Regions from separate parts of the Mus musculus genome. Here all the other regions are linked to region 3. The links are chromatin loops, found by intact Hi-C in ENCODE. Cell type or tissue: left cerebral cortex. All regions are shown on one strand. Region 1 has its middle 13 kb from the start of Prkaa2. Region 2 holds the start of Prkaa2 (protein kinase, AMP-activated, alpha 2 catalytic subunit). Region 3 overlaps Prkaa2 (protein kinase, AMP-activated, alpha 2 catalytic subunit).

The links. Hi-C counts contacts between places; a loop is a spot of excess contacts. Peaks named below come from ENCODE experiments on the same cell type or tissue, not always from the same donor. Only the 100,000 strongest peaks of a DNase experiment are listed, where the experiment ranks them.
Region 1: it touches region 3 in a loop (6-fold over the local background); 25 of 42 quality-filtered maps call a loop at or near these places.
Region 2: a loop joins it to region 3, with 4 times the contacts of the local background. A loop is called at or near these places in 14 of 42 quality-filtered maps.

What each region holds. Positions count from the first base shown.
Region 1 is chr4:105,118,658-105,126,657 of GRCm38, reverse strand. No RefSeq gene overlaps it. Among named protein-coding and RNA genes, the nearest start is that of Prkaa2, 13 kb to the right of the region's middle. In left cerebral cortex, a CTCF peak has its summit at 3,982 (motif pointing right); DNase peaks (open chromatin) are centred at 3,986 and 5,372.
Region 2 is chr4:105,106,191-105,114,190 of GRCm38, reverse strand. It overlaps Prkaa2 (protein kinase, AMP-activated, alpha 2 catalytic subunit), which reads left to right and starts at 4,293. Exons shown (of 9, transcript NM_178143.2): 1 at 4,293-4,486. The coding sequence starts at 4,393. It overlaps Gm36893 (a long non-coding RNA gene), which reads right to left and starts at 4,293. Exons shown (of 2, transcript XR_376484.4): 1 at 4,003-4,293; 2 at 1,869-2,177. In left cerebral cortex, a CTCF peak has its summit at 4,377; DNase peaks (open chromatin) are centred at 5,035, 5,864, 6,009, 6,430 and 3 more places; H3K4me3 peaks cover 3,589 bases; H3K27ac peaks cover 3,722 bases.
Region 3 is chr4:105,031,079-105,039,078 of GRCm38, reverse strand. It overlaps Prkaa2 (protein kinase, AMP-activated, alpha 2 catalytic subunit), which reads left to right. Exons shown (of 9, transcript NM_178143.2): 8 at 2,254-2,380; 9 at 2,749-8,000. The coding sequence ends at 2,987. Among named protein-coding and RNA genes, the nearest start is that of Gm52670, 16 kb to the right of the region's middle. In left cerebral cortex, CTCF peaks have their summits at 4,614 (motif pointing left) and 5,725; DNase peaks (open chromatin) are centred at 5,136, 5,729 and 7,765; H3K27ac peaks cover 430 bases.

The DNA of each region.
Region 1 (8,000 bases), 88 kb before region 3:
TTCCATTCAAGATGTAGGTTGGGCACAACGGGGGAAGGAATCCCAGAGAAAAATGAAGGCTACTGTCGTTATCCTGACTGCCCATCAGAACTTGATGACAAGGCTCTATTACTGAAGGCACCATACACATCGGTCACAGGACTTAAAGAAATCAGCTGGCTTTCAACTGGAAGACTCCTATCTGCTAAGCAGTTTTAAAATACCAGTGAAGCTGTCTTATTTTAAATAAATGGAAATGAATACCTTTTGTTTGATATACACTATTTTCTTGCTGATAAACACAGAGACAGAAAGCATGCAATCCGTGAAAAGAGTTTTTCTACATTTGGAAATATCTCAGGGATATATTCACTATCCATTTACTATGCTACCAACGAACATCAGTTGTTGAGTCAGATTCTTCTTACACTTATCTCTTGTGATTTGTTTATTGTGAAAAGCTATGGAGATTGACATTATGTATTTATTAACTTGTCAGGAGAACTGTTATCCTAGTAGGCTATTAAAAAGATTTCAAATAGGCTGTGTAATGCAGTGACTTTACGGCAAAGAACAGATAATAATGTAAAGGAATGAGAAAGCTGATATAATTCCAAAAAGAAAAAAAAAAGAAAAGAAAAGAAGATGGAAACAGTAGACTGCAAACTGGTTTCTATTACCATTCAACATATAATAAACATTTCAATATCTACAAAATGATTGCTGAACTCCCTTGGCTCCATTGTGTATTTTCACGATTTGAACTTCACAGTGAAGCGAGGAAATAGATTATACAAAATTGCATCTTTACAAGTCATCCAGAAATAATATTGAAGCATCTTTTCTGCAATTCCCCCGCTCTCCCAGACTACAGCCTTCCAATTCTGCTGCCTGTTTTCGATAGATTACATAGCAAATATTGTTTTAATGTATCTACTCTCAAAGAAAACAGATTTTGCTCATGAGTTTTACATGCTGAGTCATCTTGATACAGGAAACTTAATTGCTCATGATTACTTTTGAACATTCCGATAAATGTCAATTCTTAGGTCAAAGATTTGTTAATTCTTAGTCAAGTGACTTTGCTGTATATTTTTTATTACTCATAAAAATGTAGTAACAGTGTAGACTGAGTTAATTATCCAAAACCCACATGGCTTATCTCATGAAGCAACAACTTGTGATGAATATTTTCATGTGAGTATGTGTTCTCTATCTGCACTCATGTGCTTGCATGTGGAGGCATGAAGATACCCTGGGGACCATCCTCAGGAATGCTATCTACCTCTTTTGAGACGGAGCCTCTCTTGGCCTGGAGTTCATCAGTTAGCCTAGAGTAGCTGGCCATCATAGAGTAGCTGGCCATCAAACCCCAAGGATCCTCCTACTTCTGCCTTCCCAGTGTTGGAACTGTAATCGCAGACCACCCCACATTCCTGGTCTTTTTCACATAGGTTCTTTGGTTTGACTGAGCCGTTCCCCTACCAGCAGAGATGATTTTAATTAAGGATCTTAACTCTATAGTAAGGGAAACATAGTAACTAAAAATAGTTTACACAGCAGGCATGGTGGTATGTGCTTATAGTCCCAGTACTCAAAAGGTTAAGGCAGGGGGATTGCTTGGAATTCAAGTCCGTGGTGAGCTCCGGGCTAGCCAAGGCTATATATAGCAAGACCCTATCTCTATCCTTCCCCAAATAGTGAACAGCTGAAATATTGGAAGTCTTGACTTAAACCTGAGAAATATTTTCAATACAATAAGAACAAGGTGTTTCTGTCTACAGATCGTCTCTATTAGGAGTGTTCTAGCAGATGCAGACTCAACTAAGACACCATGCCGAAAAGCCAAGCACTGAGCTCCCAGCAGCAGACTGAGAACACACACATTTTTGTAAGGGATTTATTTTTCATTTATATTTGAAAAAAAATGTTCCTAACAGATGGAGCAAAGTAAAGAACTATTCATAAAACTCTTTGGCTTAGTTCCACAAAAATGCCCCATTGATTGAGCAGGAAACAAGGTGTAGAATGTGCTATTAGCCAAACTAGGAATTCATTTCTCCAATTCATATAAGCTACTCATTTCTCTATAGCCAGTGGAAAAAGCGCCTCATCTGATACCTCTCAGTACCTGCGATTCAATTGCCAATCCACAAATAAATGTTTACGCCACTCTCTTCCATGACCTAGAGAAAAGAGCACTCTTTATTCAGTGTTGAGAAAATGCTGTCAGGGGTTGGCGTTGCCAGAATGGCATGTTCCTTCTTCCTTAGACACTTTGGCAACTCTTTCATGAGAAAGGCCTGGGGTTTTCTGAATGAATCCAAACTTTGTAAAATAAATTTTAAACTTGTGAAATAAGCAAGAGGGTTTTGTTTTTTTTTTTATTTGTTGGTTTGTTTAAGAGTTTGGACAGAGATGCAATGGGAAATGGGCAGCTTTCAAAACTGCAGAGAAGACTTCAGTGGTTAACTAAGAGGCGAAGTAAGGGCCCAGGAATGAGGAGGAGAGCCATGCAGAGGACCCTTGTGGCAAGCACTCAGTGGAAGATGTTTGAGTCTGAAATACACAGCAGTTAATAATGTACCCTTAGCCGGGTGTGGTGGCGCACGCCTTTAATCCCAGTACTCGGGAGGCAGAGGCAGGCGGATTTCTGAGTTCGAGGCCAGCCTGGTCTACAGAGTGAGTTCCAGGATAATAGCCAGGGCTATACAGAGAAACCCTGTCTCGAAAAACAAACAAAAAATGACTTTACATGTACATACCTGTTTTGGAAAGAGCCCTGAGAATATGGGTCCTGGGAAAGTCTTTTGTATCAAAAGAAGTAGACCTAAACTTCATAACAATGAAAATGAATTGTAAAACAAAATAAGAACTTCCCAAAGCTATTGTTTTCATTGTTCCCCAAACAAAAAATTTAAAGTTTTTTTGTTTTTGTTTGTTTTGTATTGTTTTTTCTAGACAGGGTTTCTCTGTATAGCCCTGGCTGTCCTGGAACTCACTCTGTAGACCAGGCTGGCCTCGAACTCAGAAATCTGCCTGCCTCTGCCTCTCAAGTGCTGGGATTAAAGTGTGTGCTACCACCTCAAGCAAATTTCTTTTTAGGCAGTAGTTTCTGAGCTTTTCTGCACTCCACCTACAATCTAGTGTACTGGAAATGTTATAATTGTTAATCTCCTTGAACCAACAGGTGGATTCAATAACGAAAACAAAACAAAACAAAACAAAAAACCAAAGCAGGGTTGCGTTGTGGATGCCGCCCACAATTCTCAAGGGAACTAAAGCTGAAATACCAAATGTCACGTTTGCAAGGATCTCCTCCCAGCGCACCTTCTTCTCCCCACTTCTTCCCACTTCTCCCTCTGCAATGGGAGAACCTTTCTGAGGCACTGGAGTGAAAACACCACTGAAACACAACGTGGGAGAAAGAAAAGTTTCCTCCAGGCTCTAGGCGATCAGATGTTCCTTAGGACCAGCGTGTGACCCAGGCTGTGAGAGGGCCCGTGACTGGAGCCACTCTGTGGCGTGCAAGCATGACTGCTGTGGCAGCTTGCAAATGACATCCTGAGCACCGTGGACTCATTGTTTGGAAATTCTGATATGGCTTCTGCATTGTAAGGGGCTGTCAAGTAAAAGACAGCCTCCCCCCCCCCCAATTTTTATTAGGTATTTTCTTCATTTACATTTTCAAATGCTATCCCAAAAGTCTCCCATATCTCTTCCCCGCCGCTCCCCTTCCCACTCACTTCTACTTCCTGGCCCTGTACTGGGGCATATAAAGTTTGCAAGACCAAGGGGCCTCTCTTCCCTATGATGGCTGACTAGGCCATCTTCTGCTACATATGCAGCTAGAGACACGAGCTCTGGGGGTACTGGTTAGTTCATATTGTTGTTCCACCTATAGGGTTGCAGACCCCTTTAGCTCCTTGGGTAATTAATTGTTACTGTTCAGGATAGTCCCTAGGCGAGGAAAACTTAAGTCCATCAAAGCTCAGGAGGCCAGCAGAGGGCGCCAGATGGACAAGTTCACCAAGGACCGGCTAGCGCAAGTATGGGTCACTTGGGTTCTGCAGTATGCAGAGAAGGTAGAACTTCATCAAACCACAAGGGAAACTCAGCACCTGCCACGTTTCTGTTTGCTGCCCGAGCTATCATAGGCTTCGGGTACAAGAATACTTTATAACATAAAGTTATTATTATTATTTTTAAAGATTTATTTTTTGATTATATGTAAGTACACTTCAGACACACCAGAAGAGGGAGTCAGATCTTGTTACGGATGGTTGTGAGCCACCATGTGGTTGCTGGGATTTGAACTCAGGACCTTTGGAAGAGCAGTCGGGTGCTCTTACCTGCTGAGCCATCTCACCAGCCCTAAAGTTATCATTTTACTTAGAAATTAGTTCATGAAGGACAGTATCTTCTAGTCTGTACCAATAAATTCTTGGATGTAAACAGTTATAAATATGAGTGAACTAATTTTGCATAAGAGGCACAGCCTTTCATTTGACAGTGAAAATAACATTCCTTCCATTATTAATTTACCAAATATTTTAAAAATGACTATAATATAAGCATTCTCAGCAGGGCAAGCGGCAGTTATAAGTATTAACAATAGTGTAAATGCAATAGCTTATTGATTGTTTAACAGAAAAAATATATATAAAAATCATCAGATCGAGGCAGCTGTATTTGGTTTATGGTTCTGTTAGTAGGGGAGGATAGAGTTGTGGCAAATGAATAGGGATACAATGAAAAGAGCTGGTTTCGTGGTGTGTGGGGGGGCGGAGAGGAAGGCTAGGGTTTTATAGTCAGTCAGAATGAAGAACTGGTCTAGAAAAGTCTAAGAACAAAAGTGATACAGATCTTTCTCCGCAGCGTCAAGGTTGATCTCTGCCAGGAATAACCAAGAGGTTCTCTGTGATGGTGAGAAAGGATAGCACGATTGCACGATGACTTGAAAAGGTAAAGCCACCCGATCACCGTGAAACAACTCATTGCTGGGACATTTACTGAGTAGCTAGATGCTAGAGACATGAAATGATCAGGATACAAGTCATGCCCCTGATTATTTTGGGCAGAGGACACATACACCTGAAAGAGAGGAGGGGGGAGGAGGAAGAAGAAGAAGAAGAGGAAGAGGAGGAGGAGGAGGCAGAGGAGCGTGTGATAGAATGAGCATAATGTCACAGCACTCTTTGTTGCTGGAATTCTAAATTAAAGAGACAGGAAACTGAGGAAAAAGCTCTGCCGGAACTTCAATTTCACCCATGTGCCACTCCTTTATTTAGCTCCTAAGGATCCAGGACCATGCTTATTGTGCTTGCTCTCAAGGGCCTGGCAGATGGTGACTGGACATGGAACAGGCAGATCCAATGGTGGGTTTAATTAAATATACTCAAGGCAGATGGTGTTGCTAAAGACAGACTGATTGGTTGTATGTGGGCGTGTGAGGGACGGATTCACGAGGGAGGTGAGTTTCGAGAGACATGGAGATGTCTGTGAAGTAGATTGTGACGAGTATCAAAGAAGGGAATTTAACCCTGATAGCAAGAGTAGGGAAAAGCAGACTTCAAAGCAGAACTGAAGGGAGTTTGACATAGGTATTGATTATTAAACAACACATTGTTAGACTATTAGAACTGCTGCATCAGGAAAAATAAGGTAAGAGTCAAAGCTGGCAGGACCACACATCATAAGAAACCATACATTTAGACTTTCGATGGAAAATTATTTTGTAGTGATTTTTTTTCAAGCTGAATTTTGCCCACTATGGTTTTGAATTCTAAGGAAGTATGTAAAGTAAAATAAAATAAAATAAAATAAAAAGCACACCCAGACGATTGATTTAAGAGGTGCCTAGACTAGGCTACCTATCTTTGCATGTTAATCTTTAGGTAACATAAAGTCTTTGAACACGTTTGGGGAAGGGAGTGATAAGCTACAAAACGTGCTTCATGTGATCCATCCTCCTGCACTACTGAGCCAGAAAGCCATTTTCCCCTTACCCATAAGTATTCATCAGTTTCTGTTTATCCTCTTTATTTCTCAGTTCCATCCCCTTCGCCTCCTTCCTTATAGAGGCTTCCACTAGAATGAGTTCTCATCATTCGATCCCTGATGGAGAGCAAGAGCCTCTAATGCATTGCTCTGCACTGTGTAGTCGGTCCTTCCCAGGCACTTGGCATAGCGCTTAGTTCAGTTTTTAAATTTACTGACTACACACGGTTTTCACTGGAGTGCAGTTTCCTGGAGAGTAGAGTGATGAAGCCCGGGAGGGCTGTCACACTGAGAGGATTGCTACCTGTTCTCAGGTTACTCACTCTTTTATACATTAGCAGGTTTCCCTTTCAGCTTGGGCAAGCCCATCAGCATACCAACATGCTATAGTTTTCTTCATCTTAAAAAAACAAAATCAAACAAGAACTCTCTTTGTCTCCACTTATTTATTTGCTATTGCTACTGTCTTCATAGTTGAATTCAAATATGTGGAGCTGGGGAGATGGCTCCCTGGGTAAAAGTACTTGCTGCCTAAGCATGAGGACTATGTTCCTGTTCTCAGACCCAACCTTTAAAAAAAAAAAAAAAAAAAAAAAAAAAAAGAGCCAGATGCAAAGTACAAACACCTGCAATCCCAGCATTCCCATAGGAAGATGAGGCAGAGACAAGAGAATCCCAGAAGCTCACGGGCCAGCTAGCCTGGCATGTGCAGTGGGAAAACAACCAAAGACCTTGCCTCCGACAAGATGGAAGACAAGGACCAACACTCTTCCCACATCCACACATGCACCATGCATGCACAAATGAGTGCAGGGTGTATGTGTGACACACACACACACAGAGGCAGGAATACCCACACCTCAAATACATCTCTGCTCCTTTTCATAGCCAACTTAATAGATATACTTCTTCCCTTTTTTCCAGAAACTAATTTCACTTACAAGTTCATCTTCATTACTTTCCTTGTGGTTTGTCAAAGTCATCAAACCCATTAGAAACTCTCCATTATCTTGACCTCTGATATCTTGGCTGCATTAGATAGAGTAGATAACAGTGTCTTGAAATAACTGGTAACACATCTTAAGTTTCCACCTAACTCAGTGGGCATTCCTTAGAGACCTTCGATGGCACCTCTTCTTTTCCATGTCTCCAAATCTGGAATAAATAAATCCTGCTATCTCTTCCTTTGCTCTCTATATTCACTTCCAAAGTAAATCCAAGACTGAACTCTAGTCCTGCGTATAAAGGTGGATGATTCTGAAACGCCGTCATGGTTACTATTGTCCACTTGACAGGATCTAGAATCACCAAAGAGGCAAACATCTGGGCTTATTTGTAAAGGAATTTCTAGACCAAGTTAACTGAAGTGTGAAGATTCATCCTAAATGTGGGTAGCACTGTTCCATGGAAAAGGAAAGAGGGAGTCTACCCTCATCCCCCCAATACCTCCCAAGTGTGGATGCAGTCTAACAAGCTGCCTCACCTTTCTGCAGAATAATGAACCACACCCTCAACTGTGAGCTAAGACAAACCTTTCCTTAAGTTGCTATTATCAGCTACCTCGTCAGAGTACTGAGAAAAAAGTGAACATGTACTTACATTTTGAGATTAGATAGACCTTCCTCTCCATTGTGCCCTTTTGCGGTTGACCACAAGCCTTGCTGGATTCCTATAAGGCATTATGAACTTACCACAGTTGAAGCAGAAGTTTGTCATCTAACAATTCCCTTCCCATCCCTAATTTTTCAGAAAAAAAAATTATATCCCTTTTGTAAAATCAAAAGGAAAAACATTCAGTTGAGCTATAGACATGGAAGAGAGGCTGCCCAGTAGAGGAGGCCTTAGGTTCAAGCCCCTGAGAGCCAAGTTTTTGGTTCTTCTCTTTTTGATCTTTATACATTTCATTCAGCCACCAGCAACCTTATGTACTATCTTCAGTCTTTCTACTGTATTTTAGTGCCTTTCTTCATCTGCACTAGACCATCCCAGTAAACCTATATCAGCTCTCATCTGGTCTACAA
Region 2 (8,000 bases), 75 kb before region 3:
TCAAACAACAACAAAAAAGGAAGAAAAAGAAAAAAGTAAAAGAAAGAAAGAAATGCTCCTGTCAACACCTTCACAGACACACTGAGAAACACTTTCTAACACAATCAATCAATCACACTGATAACCAGGCATAACTATCCTAAGTTGGTATAAAATGAAACTGTGCCCTCCTCTCTATTTTTGAACAAAAATTTCTAGGAGGATATATTAAATTCCATTAGGCCCTACACAAAGCAAACGGGCTATGAAAATGTCAATTTCATATGTATTAAAACCTATTAATACATTACTGGACATTTATACTCGAATAGGCTTGACAATTACTGGAGTACTAGCATGAAATATGAGCAGTGAGGCCCATAAAGAGAAACAGAGTAAACCCCTTGATCAAAGTCGGAGAGTGCATCTCTCCAACATCCAAGTAAAAACTTGGGTGCAATCAAAGGACAGATGTGCAGCTCAGTCTTCATGTGGATCCCCAACAACTGGAGCGGGGGCTGTCCCTAAAGCTGTTGCTTGTCTGTCTGTGGAATATGCTGCCCCAATGGCCCCTTGTCTGCCTCTGGTGGGAGAGGGTGCACCTAGCCCTGCAGAGACCTGATGTGCCAGGGTGGGGAGATACCCAGAGGGGGCCTCCACCCTCTCAGAGGAGAAGGGGAGGGAGGGTGGGGGAGGGAACTATGTGTGTAGGGGCGACCAGGAAGAGGACAGTAATCAGGATGCAAAGTGGATAAATTAATTAATTAAAACCAACCCCCCCCCCAAAAAAAAACCCTGGGTGCAGTAGTGAGCACCTATAATTCCAGTACTGGTTGGATAGTTAATTTATTTTTTACAATGTCCTGAACTTGGAGATACCTTGCTGTATATATTTGATGACACGAATGCAATCTAATATAGTCTAGTATTACGTTTCTCAACCTGTGGGTCACGACCCCTTGAGGGAGGGGTTGAATGACTTTTTCACAGGAGTCATTTAAGACCATTGTAAAACACAGATATTTACATTATGATTCATAACAGCAGAAAGATTACAGTAATGAGGAAGCAACAAAAATAAGTTTATGGTCGGGGGTTACCACGACATGAGGGACTGTATAAAGGGCCCCAGCATTAGGAAGGTTGAGAACCACTGGTCTAGGAGTATTCCAGTTATCCATTCAGGTCCTGCTTTAGAATATTTGGAGGAAAAAAAATGGCAACGGTCTAATTGTTGAGAACTAAAGCAGTAACAGCTAAATCAGTGGTCAGAACAGCTAGACCCGTGGTCAGAACCTAGGCTATGAATCTAAGTCACAGCAGCACTGGAACACCACTGCAAACTAATAAAATAGGATAGAGTGCATTACAATGTTCTCAGGTGAGTATCCTAGGGGCACAAGGAGATCCAGCCATTTAGTACAGAATTCTGCATTGCTGAGAAGGGTGAGGCAGCCTCAGATTTACACATGAAGTACACAGGGCACCCGAAGAGTGTATTACCACTAAAGACCTTCCCATCTCCACACCCAGCTAACATTCTACTTCCCACTAAAGAAAGCACCAACAGGATTGAACACTGCTCTGCTCTAGAAATAAAAGTGTCTGAAGGGGTCTCTGGCAATGAACATACTGGAACTCTCTCAGAGCATCATGGGATTCCAGCTGTAATGAACTGGAAGGAAGAGGGCAGGTTGGAACTGGATCTGAGTCTGGCTGGCTTTGACTTTAGCTTTATAGCCTTGGGGGAAAAATAACAGAGGGAAAATCGAGCTTTATCATCTATAAAACGGGGACAATAATGTTCCTTGATGACAAATAGCTGAGACTAAATGAACTTCTTAATCAAGAAAGTATTGCTTATGCTTAGCATAAAACTATAAGGTTAGTGTAATAACAATGAAACTTTAATTGCCAGTGAGTCGACAATTCAACATGCTTTAAGATCTCAGTTTATAGCTTTTCTTCGTGTAGCTTCACAATTTAAAGACTCCTCAACATCATTTATTAGATTATTAGGACAACACAGACTCTCAGCAGAAGAGCTATCTCAGCTTCCTCATCTGAAGGACTAGCAAAGGAATGGTCTTTAACCAAATAAAAGTTCAGCCTTAAAAATAGCCCGGGGAAGCTTTCTCAAATTTGCCATCGAGGTTGGGACTCATAAGTGAGATCTTCTTGTCAGCAGGAAAGGTGATCTGCAGGATGAACAAAAATAGCCCATGTCCGACAGCTGTGATGTCTATAATTTATACGCCGAGATCATCTCTCATCAGATCGCCATGGTGGACACACCAGTTGGTCAGCTGTATGTTTACTAGGTCTCAGGAAACAAGTTGTGTCATACCCAGTTCCCGGTTCACTCTTTACATACAAACAGCGTGACTTGAGGCTTCACGTTCGAGGCATGTGACTATGAAACTCTATCGGCATGCACAGTGTCACAGATGTTTGACTAACCTTTAATAATTTATCCCCAAACAGCAAATAATCCCTTTTCTTTGTGTTTCTAAATTATTTTTTTATGGGAAAAGCTGCAAGTATTTATGTTTTTTTTTTTTTAAGTATTTATGTTTTGAAGCACGTTTGTATGAGTGCAGGGAACTGCTAAATGGAAGTCACATGAGTCTTCATATTTCTGTATAGGAAGCAAATAATCTTCAGCTATGGCAAGGTCGGCTAACATTAAGTAAAGGGAGGGGAAGAGTGAGGGGAGCCGGGAGGAAGAGATTGCTTGCTCATAAGTGATTTGCCCACTGGTAACACTCTGGGCATGCTTTGGATTCCCTTTTATTATTATTATTATTATTTTTTACTTCCATCCTCAATACACTCATTTCTTTAATGTGTTTTTACATCATTTTGTTTCCCACAATTCTTTGATCCCTTCTGTGTTTTGTCTATGTTCTACATTTACCTGCACATGTAAATTATTTCCTATTTCTTTTAGTATTTCTCCCTTGTCCCGTATATAATGCATATCTACACACATGTATGCAAGTGCTGAAATATACTTAGGGCTGTGTCTATGATTTATTGGGAAATTTTGTTCAAATGAGTTAGAATTGAGAGTCCTGAAGAGAATGTCTTTTATCTCTATAACACGATTGTCTATATAACTGAATGAAGAAAAGAAATAAAAGGAGACCATAACTGCTCCTGGGTATGGTGGATGTGCTGGCTTGTCATATGGCAACTTGACACAAGGTCATCTGAAAGGAGGGAACCTCAACTGAGAAAATCCAGCTGTAAGGCTTAATTAGTGATTGGTGGGGAAGGGCCCATTGCGGGTGGTTCCATCCTTGCGCTGGTGGTCCTGGGGTCTGTAGGAAAACAGGCTGGACCAGCCCTGATGAGCCAACCAGTATGCAGCAACCCCTCCCCAACCCCCCATGGCCTCCGCATCAGCTCTTGCCTCCAGGTTCCATGCATTGAGTTCCTGTCCTGACTTCCTTCAATGATGAACAGTGCGGTGGAGGTGTAAAAAATAAACCCTGCCCTCCCCAACTTGCTTTCTGGTTATGGTGTTTTATCGCAACAATAAAAGCTTTAACTAACACAATGAGGAAGGCCTGTTATAGATAAAATGAACATACAGGCAGAAGCAGAGGCAGAGACACATGGTCAGACTCAGCAGGGCCATGTGAGGAGAGAGAGGGAGGGAGAGCAAGAGAGGAGCCAAGCCTAAGAGGGGTGGGTGGCCTGGGCTAAGAAACTGGCACAGCCAAAATGGCTGAATTATCTAGGGATCAGAGGACCTGAGGGAAGGGGCAGCTCAGTCCCCGGGCTGGAGAGTTCAGGGTAGGGGTCAGGGTATGCCAGGCAGGAGGACCCTATACCAGGTGGGGACTAAGGGATGCTGAGAGAACCAGCGTCACGTCACCTTTGCTATGTTAATGCTAGGCGTCTCCGTTGGCAGTTTGTCTGGGGGTTGAGACCTAACAATAACACGACCAGGAACTACAAAACAATGGGACGCCATCTGAAGAGGGTACGGACTAGAACGTTCCCAGACAAACAAACCTTGGCTAGGGGGAGCGTGCCAGGGGCTAGGGGCGGGCCGCCCTCTCCAGCGCCTTGCCCTCTGGTCCCGAGGCATGGCTCACGGTCTACACCCCGTCACCCCCACTTCTCCTCAGATTCTCCTTCCATCTCGGTCGCGCTCAGATTCATCCCTTCCATCTTCACCGCCCTGGGCTTTTCTCGGGACGCCTCGGCTCTGCTCCCCCAGCCTGCGTCCACACGCGCCGGGCTGCGCTCTCCCCACCGCGCCCCGGGCGTCCCCGTCCCGCCCCCCGGGCCCGCTGCACTGTGGGTAGGCGGCGGCGGCGGCGGTGGCGGCGGTAGCGGCGGCGGCAGCGGTAGCGGCGGCGGCGCTCAGAGCCCGCGGCAGGGGGAGCCCGTGCGCCGAACATGGCTGAGAAGCAGAAGCACGACGGGCGGGTGAAGATCGGACACTACGTCCTGGGGGACACCCTGGGCGTCGGCACCTTCGGCAAAGTGAAGAGTGAGTGCAGCGGCGCGGGCGGGCGGGCAGGCGCGAGCGAGGCCGGGTGGCAGGTGGAGCGCTCGCGGGCGAGCCCGGGGCACAAGCACCTGGAGCCGCAGCCCGGGCGTGGGTCCGGGGGGACCAGCGGTTATGGGGTGTGCCTTGGCGGGGGGTGCCTCCGAGCGCCCTGTCTTTTCTCTATGCCTCAGCTCGCTTGTCTGCAGAATTGGGCGATTGGCCCAGTCCGAAGGGCCCCGAAGCGTGGGGAGGATGGGGGAGTCACGGCGCCCGCCGCGAATTGGGAGGGGGTCTCCCACTGGTGCCAAGTGCTCTGCGTGGAGCCTCATCTGTGGTCACACTTAATCCTTAACGTGGCACCGGCCGGGTGCGGTCCTCACCTTAAAGGTGAGAGAACTCGAGCTCCAAGGCTTCAGAGACACGCCCAAGGTCACAGAGAATTGGCAGATTCAGGGTGAGGTCTAAGATGTCCTCCAATTTTGGCCTTGCTGATGAGGTCCCTGCCTTTCCCAGATTCTTCCCTGTCCCAGTCCTTTGATGGTGGAGTTGACCAGGGGCATGCCCATAGCAGAGAGGTGCCAAGTCCCTCTGCTGGGTGTGTGAAAACGCTGGAATGCAGCGGGTTGGACAGAGAATTTAGGAGAACCCCTAGCTCTGTAGGTTGATTGGTTCAAGGAAGGATTCTGTGGTCAGGGTCTGGGAGAAAATGTTGCTTGGTGATCGACTTTGGGTCCCCAAGAGGTCAGACTTGCTTAGGCAAGGGGTATGTTTGTTGGTGAAGGGACTGCTTTGGGGGTTTTGGAAAAAAACTGGTTGCTTTTGAAATGTCACACTGCACTAAACTAGTTAAGTATTAAACTTTGCTTTGCTTTCTTATTAGTTAATAAGAGTCACATGGGGTTTGATTACCCGTCCTTTTAACAGAACTACAGCTCTTGTTAAAAAAAATACTTGGTAGCAAGTTGGGAATTAAAAGTGAAACATTAGCCTTTTGTTGTTGTTGAATAAATATCGGGTAAGCAGTCTGGGGATTTTATGCTGAGGCTTATTTTCTACATTTTAACCTCCAGTGAAGGTTTGAATAGAAGGGAGAGACTCCTCATTCCTGCGAGGATTAACTCCTCTTGGTGTATCTAATACCGGTTTGTACAACTAGAAAACACTGAATGCTCTCACCACATGCGGGGAACTGTTCTGGGCAACGGAGTTCTAGGAAAGAGCAAAACCTGAGCTCTCCTGGGACTTACTCGCTATGAGGGAAAGACAATCAGAATACATGTGAAAAGTATATGGCCCCCTCCTATTGAGAAAGGAGAACAGGGGAAGGAAGGATGGAGCCTTTTGTGAGGTTGGCAGATTATATTAAGGTGCCACGTGGCCTCACGGAGTGGGTATTTTTGTAAAGACCTAAAATGTTTGTAAAATTCTTTGAAGTCTTGTGAAGTTGGGATCTTGTAAGAGTTGTGGATAGTTGGGAGATGATAATGATAGAGATTAGATAATGATGTTGCCACCATCTTTGCAGAGAACTGCTTTGCTGTGGCATTGCAAAGTTATGCAAACGGCTGCTTTGCCATTTAGGGTAAGTTATATAACTTAGCCTATATGCTTTCATGTTCTGCTAAGTGCTTTTGTTTGCGCTTGCTTTTTTTTTTTTCCTCTTGATGTAGAGTGGAATACCCGATCTGATTTCTCAGGCCATTGTCAAGGGATAGTTCGAAAATATTTGGTTATAGTCTCTGTCTGCTTCTAAGCGCCAGCTTCCTAAAATATAAATGGAGCAGAAGGGACCTTTGGCTTATGAGAAAAATCTTTTTCCTGGAGAACCCTGCTGGAACGAGCTGTTTGGATTTCTCCTGACCATTTTATCTTCCCTAAAGAGATATTCCCTATGTGGTGTGATAGTTACTATTAATTGTCAAATGCACACAAGGAAGAAACACCTAGGAAGGGAAGCTTAATGAAGAATTATTTAGATCCAGTTAGCTTCTGCGCATGCTCAAGTGGGAAGCCCTCCCCCATTCTGGGCAGTACTGTTCCCTGAGTTTGGGTCCTGCGCTCTGTTAAGTATAGAGGGATGGGCGAGCATGATGAGCAGGCCTGCCTGCATGTGTTCTCTCTCTCTGCTGGTGACCGAGGATGTGCTTCACGTTCCTGCCTTGACTTCCCTCAAACGGACTGTAGCCTGGAAACTGAATTAAAATAAACCCTTTCTTCCCTAAGTCACTTTTAGTTGGGGTGTTTTATGACAGAAATTAAGCTAGGTCAAGTGGGTTTGTAATCAATACAGCTGTAGTTGTTAAGTCAAGGGGCTGGTGAAACAAAGTATATGCGTATTAAGAATACATTTTAGGGCTGGAGAGATGGCCCAGTGGTTAAGAGCACAAACTGCTCTTCCAGAGGTCCTGAGTTCAATTCCCAGCAACCACATGGTGGCTCACAACCATGTAATGGGATCTGTTGCCCTCTTTTGGTGTGTCTGAAGACAGCTACAGCTCATATACATAAAACAAGTAAATCCTAAAACTTAAAAAAAAGAGTACATTTTAATTTATTATTTGACATTTCATACAATGTGCTTTAATCAGAGTCCCTGCCCTTTCTCTTTCCAACTCCTTTAATGCCCTCCCACCAAATCTCCATTCCAATTTCACATCTGTCTATCTTTACATATATATCTATCTGCAAATCTGTGCCTGGGTATAGAGCCAACCACTGGAACACAGGTAACCTACTAGAGGCCCCCTGCCCCCAGCCCCACGAGCAGCCATGAACTGCCTAAGTAGTTTCTCATCTAGGAGTGGACTTTCTTGAGCCCCTCCCCTATCCAAGGCAAATGTAGCTTTAAAAACATATACTGAGGTGTGTTTTACATATTTTTAAAAACACTGATTTTAAGTGTACCATTAACAGTTTTTAGTAATTTTGCCAAGTACCACAACCATCATTGTATCTTAGCTGTAGAACATTTATTTTAGCCATTTACAGTTAATATCATTCACACCCACAACCCTCAGATACCACTATCTATGTCTAATATGTATAAGAAATGTCTTTGCTGGAAAAAGATGAATTGGTATCATGGAGTAAAGGTGTCTCTATGTCTAGTATTTTGTTTTTGAGGTTCATATCTAGCATAACATGTAGCCGATTTCTTCCTTTTTATTGTTGTGTGATCATCCATTGTATGTCTGTGCCACCATCCTCTTACATTCTTAGCTGCTGGACATTGTCTTGCTATATAGGCTGTTATAAAGAGTGCCTCTATGAAGATTCACATGCAGAGCTCTGTGTGTGGATGTGTGTTGCTCCTCTGAGAAAATACTTGGGAAAATAACTCAAAGGGTACAAAGATGTAGTTCAGCTGTGTTTAAGAGGCTCCAGTCTGTGGTTACTTGTAAGGGAAACTTCTTTGGGATCACCAGCTCCTGAGTAGTGACACGGGGGCTTATATTTATTGTGAATGCTTAAGGGCTTAACTTAGGCCTATTCCCACCTAGCTTGTAAATTAACC
Region 3 (8,000 bases):
AAGAGAAGGTTCATTCAGTCTCACTGTTCTAGGACACAGGCCATCACAGCAGGGTGTCATGGAGGCAGTGGTGTGAGGCAGAAGATCACACCATGTTCAGTCAGGAAGCAGAAAGCAATGGCTGCTGGTGCTCTGTTCACATCCTCCCTTAGTTCAGGGCTCCAGCATATGGAATGGTGCTGCCCACATTTAGGCTAGACCTTCCCACTTCAGTTTCCCTCTTCTAGGAAATATCTTACAGACATGCTTGGAGGTGTGTCCATGAGGTGATTGTAGACCTTGTCATGATGACAGTATTAACCATCACAAGTCTACAGTTGTCAACTGCATACCAGATCATATCATTTCAAAGCTATAACCTTCCATCTCTTCTTCCCATAGAAGCATAACCATCTCATGATATAAAGGGCATTCAGTACAACTTCAGAGACCCCATGGTCTTTAGCCAACACTGTTCAGTATTAACTATCATACTTCATTATGGCATATTTTTACTACAATCAACAAATAGTTTTACTTTCTTTTCAATTTAGCATTCTGTTGCCGTTTAACTCTATTTGAATATATATGGGACATTTTAAAAAATGAGATATCCCTTTAACTGTTGCTCTTTTCTTGAAGGTGATAGATGTGTTTCTCTCTCTCTCTCTCTCTTTATCTATTTTCCCCAAGATAGGACCTGTCCACTATGTCATCGTGGCTATCCTAGAACTCATGTGTAGACCAGTTTGGCCTTGAACTCATAGAGATCCATCTGCTTCTACCTCTAAGTGCTGGATTAAAGGCATGTGCTATAACAGGCCTATTTTAGTTTTTAGCAACTTTGTACATTATAAAGTGAATTCTTGATATTTTCCCAACTCTCTCTTATTCCCCAAACCCCAGTACCCCCACTTTTCCCTACTTGTCCTCTTCCAGATTCATGGCTTACGGTTTTGTTGTATGAGTCATTAAGGAGAAAAAAATTCAAGTTTATCATATGAGTATTCAATATATTTTAATAGATCAGTTTTAGTATGCTTTCATTTATTATTTTACATGATTAAATAAACTTAATATTTATTTAAATTTAAGCCTATTTCCTTTTTCTGAAGCTACTTTATTTAATTAAAATTTTTTTTTGCTGGACATAATGGTTCATGACTGTAATAGCACTTCAGAAATGAAATCTGAGGCAGGAGAATATATATTTAAGACCAGTATGGGACCCTGTCTCATTATATAAATATGTAAATAAAAGGAGATGCCAATATTTTTCCAATATCCATGGAAAGAATTTAGAAACTAGTTTGACCAACGTTCTGAAGACCCAGAGCCCTCTTTATCTGAGCTTCTGTTTTCTGAAGGTACTGACAGCATCCTCTGGTGGTGTGGTATCTGGGTACTGACAGCATCCTCTGGTGGTGTGGTACCTGGGTACTGACAGCAGCCTCTGGAGGTATGGTACCTGGGTACTGACAGCAGCCTCTGGAGGTGTGGTACCTGGGTACTGACAGCAGCCTCTGGAGTTGTGGTACCTGGGTACTGACAGCAGCCTCTGGAGGTATGGTACCTGGGTACTGACAGCAGCCTCTGGAGGTGTGGTACCTGGGTACTGACAGCAGCCTCTGGAGGTATGGTACCTGGGTACTGACAGCATCCTCTGGAGGTATGGTACCTGGGTACTGACAGCAGCCTCTGGAGGTATGGTACCTGGGTACTGACAGCAGCCTCTGGAGGTATGGTACCTGGGTACTGACAGCAGCCTCTGGAGGTGTGGTACCTGGGTACTGACAACAGCCTCTGGAGGTGTGGTATCTGGGTACTGACAGCAGCCTCTGGAGGTATGGTACCTGGGTACTGACAGCAGCCTCTGGAGGTGTGGTACCTGGGTACTGACAGCAGCCTCTGGAGGTGTGGTATCTGGGTACTGACAGCAGCCTCTGGAGGTGTGGTATCTGGGTTCTATTGCTCTACCTGATGTAAACCACTAACATTTAGTTCTCGGTTATTCCTTCAAAACAATTGAAGAAGAGGTAACTAAGATCATTATTAATACTCTAGAAAGGATCCATATCTGAGTTAAGGCTAGACTATCGGATCTAAGTTTTTAATAAATGCTGTTGTTGGTGGGATTAAATATACCAAACTATTTGTAACATACAGGAGTCAGCCATAAGTTCTTCTCTTGCTCACCTATATTTCCTTTTGATGTTCTTTGCTAAGATGGGAGACATTGTGTAGTTTTAAATTTTTATTTATTTCTGGCTTTAGGTAGTGAATGCATACCATCTTCGAGTAAGAAGAAAAAACCCAGTGACTGGCAACTATGTGAAAATGAGCTTACAGCTTTACCTGGTAGACAGTCGGAGCTATCTTCTGGACTTCAAAAGCATCGATGGTAAGGAGGCCAGCAGGAACGAGTCCTGAGAAATAAAACCTGGCACAATGTGACCTAGTGTTAAAATCATCACAAAGACATGGTGGGTGGGTCCTCCACTCTTCAAGCAGATCTAAACAAAGTATAAGTAAAACCAAACCTGTGGTCTTAGCAGAAAATAAATTGCCGAGGATGTAATGACTTTTCAGATGTATGCATATTCCCTTTCATTTCCTTATAAATGCTGCATCTTCTAAACACAAGCATCACAGTCCTTCCTAAGCTCCTTGCTCAGATCGGTTTTACTTCGCCTTCTGCAGCATCTTCCCCGGGAGGACTCGGGCAAGCACTCGGCTGTTGCTATGTTTACTGTTCTTTGGTCGTTTCAGATGAGGTGGTGGAGCAGAGGTCTGGTTCTTCAACACCCCAGCGCTCCTGTTCTGCTGCGGGCCTCCACAGAGCACGGTCAAGTTTTGATTCCAGCACAGCTGAGAACCACTCCCTTTCTGGCTCTCTCACTGGCTCTTTGACTGGCAGCACTTTGTCCTCGGCATCCCCGCGCCTGGGCAGTCACACCATGGATTTTTTTGAAATGTGCGCCAGTCTTATCACTGCTTTAGCTCGTTGATTATCCACCCCTGGTCTCTGTCTTTCTGTCACCCCCCTGTGAAATCACATACACTCTTTAAATTATTATCTCACTCGGTATTACGTGCTCTGCAATAGAAGTTGGTGTGAACATTCCCAGGTGACATGCAGTGTTATTGAAATCACCGAAAACACAGAAATCCAGCATTCTGTTTACTCGTAGAACTCTGTAACTCTCCTGTGCCTGTGACAAGTTTGCATGGGTAGTACTGGGTGAGTGTGGTGGCGCTTGCTAACTTACACCTGTGAATTCGCTGTAGATGGCAAGCACACCTCACTGATGAACGAACCCGCTGAGGTAGGGGTGGTTCAATGGGCCTCCTTCCTTCATGTTTCCTGTACGTAAATCCGGTTTACCTCCTAAACTTCAGCAGCTGTTAGGCTGCCTGGGCACTCTTGCACAAGAAGATTAAGATATAGAATAACTGTTAGGGAAATATTATTTCAATGTAGAAATCTGAAAATCCTGTCCCCCTAAATATTAGAAACCAAAGTCTTTTAAATTATTTCTGCAAATACTGCCTAGTATTAGCCATTAAGACTGTGTTTCTGATAACAGGAGCCTAATCTCCCAGCTTCCTGACAGTTGTGCAAGGCGCCTAGTTAAATCACACCACCACCAAGCAAAACAAAACCATGCAAAATTAGTACACAGTTCAATGAGACAAGCAAAATACCAACAACAGTCTCTTAAAAGAAAATTCTACTCTATGATCTTGTTTGTGTTTATCAGACTGGGGTAGCTGGGAGGAGGGCCGGCAGTCATGGCCCTCTGGCATGTTTGCTAATTCCCTTAACATTTGTTATCGATGCCACCTCCTCCCTCCGTCTTCCTCAGGAGCCTCTGTCTTGCTCAATGCTTTTCCCTTTCATTAATCCTTTAGCTAAAAACCTTGCTTTGGCCATCATGTCTTTGTATACTTCCAAAGCTTGATCTCTGTGACCTTCACTGTTGAACCTGATTGGACAGGGAAGCCTTAAATATTTAAAAGTATATTCTCCTGGAATACGTATATGTGTTGTTTACATATATATACATATGTATTGACACATCAGTGCTTTTAATCAAAAAAAAACCAAACATTTTTGTGCAAGTTTTTTTTTTAATTTAAGACAAAAAAGCACTATATTGCAAGATAGATTAAGTTAATTGATTATATGTTGTTTTGGTAAAAGTATTTTAAATTATGTGTAATTTATCTAATAATTATTTATTCATCTATTGTATTTATGTTGTAATTTTAAAAATCATTGATCTGATTCACCCTAGAAAATATTAAGCTCTTGAAAAAAAAAAAAAGCAACATTGCCTTGACAGGTTTCTCTTCACCAAAAATTGTATATTTTCTATTTACCAAGAAGCAAATGAGACTGTTAGACCAGGTTTCTCATGAGATTCCAGAAGACAAGTTTGTCTGTCTTTAAATAGCTTTTTGAATCAGGAATTTGCATCATATCACATCAGATAACTTTGTAGTTCTTTTAAAAAGATGGTCAATATTTATCACTCCAACTTCTCAATGGTAAAATAAAAGAATCTTTGCCCACTGATTGAGAAGGAGAGTGTATAATTTAAGGTACCTTAAGTTTAATCTTTGAAAGATTGCCATCTTGTGGCAATAGATGGTAATTTTAGTAGTTATTTTAATACCAATACTTAGTCCTGCCTGGGTTATCTAATGTGTTTTATGAATGTGGCATAGTTCTGACTTCTCCAAATGTGTCTGTATCCTTGTTTGTGGGGTGGGGGAGAGATCACCTTATGATGTTTGCCTAATCATGGCATGGAAGGCCTTGAAGTAAGGAACTGAATAGATTCTTTACCTCTAATAACAGCATCCACAACAGTGATGAAGGCAGGAAGGAGGCAGAATGCTTTTAGTCTAGTGAATTTAAACCAAAATTACTTTATATGAATGATTATGATGCTATTCAAGAGCTAAAAGTTATTTACTATTGTCTTAATTCATTCCAGTATTATGAATACCCAGGTTGACAGTTACCTGCTGAATTTCAGGAGAACTGAAGGTCATTTTGTTTCTTTTAACATTTTAAGACATAATTATTTAATGAATCTAGATGATAGAGTAAGTTGGTTTTCAGAGAGAATTCAGTGACTCATCTCGAAAAGCAGAGGCAGGAATTCAGTCACAGCATAGGGATTTGTTGCTCTTGGAAACAGAGAAGGAAAGAATTCTTTGCAAATTTACAGTTCCTACATTTCAGTCAATCCTATGGGTATGGTAGGTACTGAGTTTAGAGCAGCCTATCCTCTTGGATCGTGCGGAGAATAACTATTAAGTTATAGATGTGGTATGTCTTGGAAACGGAGTCCATCTGTTTCCAAAATAGTATTTCCTAAAACAAAGAAATCCCACAAAATAATTTTGAAATACATTGTGTTCTGCTCTGCACCTTGCAGAGGACAGTGACTATTAACTCGAAAGACTTGCAGACTTTGAGAAAAAAACAAAACAAAAAGACCCCACATAACTGCAAAAACCCTACTTTGCCCAAACTAGTTTACTCTTTTAAAACGTTTGCTGAGTCTGGTTGCTTACCTGTAATACGACTGGGGAGTATGAGGCAGGAAGATACGTTGGGGCCTAAGAACTAGATAGATAGCAAGACCTTGTTTCAAATTGAAACAATAAAGGAACTGTAGCATCCCATAAGAACATAGGAGAAACGATTGTCTCTGAGCGCCACGGTGTGGTCGTTAGTGACAGTGAGTAACACCTCTTCCCCAGAGCCTGATGCTAATTCAGATCTGCTCCATTGACCATGCACATAGGGTCATCCTGAGTCTGGGCTTGTACCACATGCTGGTTTTCCTAATCATATGATGCTTTTTAGGTAGAACATCTATTCTTTTTTTCCCTTAGAGGGTGACTGAAAAGTCCTAGACAAGGTTACTTATGGAAAACCAGAAGAGTAAGAGAGCAGTGGCTTTCTGTTGTGGCTTCATGGATAGCAAGCCAGTTTTATTCATTTTTCAATGGCCACTGAACGTTTTCTAAGTCCTTTTATTTAGGAAACCAAAATTGAAGCTATCTCAAAGTAAATCTACAGGGAGAGAGAAAACCAAACCATTCACAAGTTAGGGTTCTGTTTTGATCAAGAACTCTTGTAAAAGGCCCTTGCAACATCTGGTTATCTGCAGAGAGAAGCTAGGAGCCTAAGCTAAGCAGAAACATTAAGACCCTCTGTGTTAGGGAATTGGGTATATGTAGCACAGTAATTCTCTACTTTATGCAAGTAAGTATTCAAGAATATTTACTTAATTCTCAATCTACTCTTTTCTTAGCTAGTTTGTACTCAGGGAACACAAATTTAATACAAATGAAATGAAACACAATTTGGAAAATAATCGTAAACAACCGAATCAGATTTTTATACTGCTTCATCTGTAGTCTCTGCTAACATGCAAGCATGCTTAGTTAATGTGGGCCCCACACTGATGTTCATAAGACTTAACAGCCTGGAACATACCTAACACAGATACCACAGCTCTGCCTGGTCACTCCCAGGGTGAAGTCTCATACCTAAATGTGAGACTGCCCGTAGACTTGTCTGCTTTGTGTTTGGTTCAGTCTGGCAACTTGTCCTTCAGTTCTCTGTGGCTTGTTAAGTAGGGCTTATGGCTTAGTAGTTCTTGGCAACTCTGTTGAAAACTCTGGATAGTAAGTGTGATCTAGGACTTGGCCTCAATTTAAAACCCTAAAATGAAAGGGATGGACACAGAGCTATCGTCCCTCTGAGCTCTGAAGTCATGCCTTGTTTACTACTTCAGAGCGTCAGTGTGAGTGTTCACATTTTATGTATTTGTTTGCTAGTATGAGTGTTTTTTCCTTAGTCCGAGGCATTTCAAAGGTACACTAACCAAAAGTACTTGGACTACTGGAATGCAAAACTGAAAACATGGTGTGGATTTAGCATTCATTAGAAGATGACTGCTAGGTAGCAGTGGTGGGGCCCATGCATTTCCAGGTCTGCTAGTGCTCCCTCGCAGTACCCAGTCCAGTAAGCAGGCTCACTGCAGTTGATCATCTTCTGGGCTGAACAGAAAGAGTTTGTGAAACATCTGAGAGTCAAGTAATAAAAATAAACACTGGTGTGTTGTTTGTAAGTCCTGGAATGACATATAGTAGTTATAAGTGAATGTAGTTAGTCTAATTATAAAAGCTAGTTGATTGCACTAACTAGATGTAATTTTGTGAAATATTTATGATTATATTGATTTTATTATAAGTATTTATAAGTTATTGAGGGTGCTTAAAATCCAGAAAAATCTCTAGGACATATTTTTTTTTCTGAAATTGTATTTATATGATTTGGGTGTAGGGAGTTTTATACTGGTGACTGAGCCCAGGCTTCCCGTGTAAGAAGCAAGGGCTTAACTTCAACCTCAATCCCCTGGCCCTCTACATGATTCTGAAAGTCCAGGCGCTCTTTGTCGAGGAAAATTAGCCCCAGCCCGATCTAAATGATCACAGTTTGTGACTGCTAGCTGAACTAGGCTTATCTAAATTTCATTTTGGCCATTTTTAATTTTGTGCATAAATGAGATGACACTGTTTTTATACAGTGTGTCTCTCTGAGCTACCTAATCACTATTGGCTCTGATAGAAGTTCACCAAGCCTTTTTAAACTTGGAAACGTAACTTAAGTTAATGAGCTTTAAGTCATGCATATATGTATGTGTATATATACATATGGATTATGTAAACAAGTTAGCAGCGGCGTCTTTATCAGCGGCGCCTTTCCTTGAATATTTATGATGCGGTTGATGCTACTGAACAGTAATACCGTGAGGAACAGGCCCCAGTCTAGACTCTAGACTGGATGGAGTTTTGATTAAGCTTCTTCAGCCATAACCTGTTCAGAATCAGGTCCAATCCAGACGTTATCAGACTGCAGGCCTGTATTTTGTGAGCCAACATTAATGTTTACTGCCAGCCTTGCATAGCAGTGCCGGTTGCGACTGCATGTG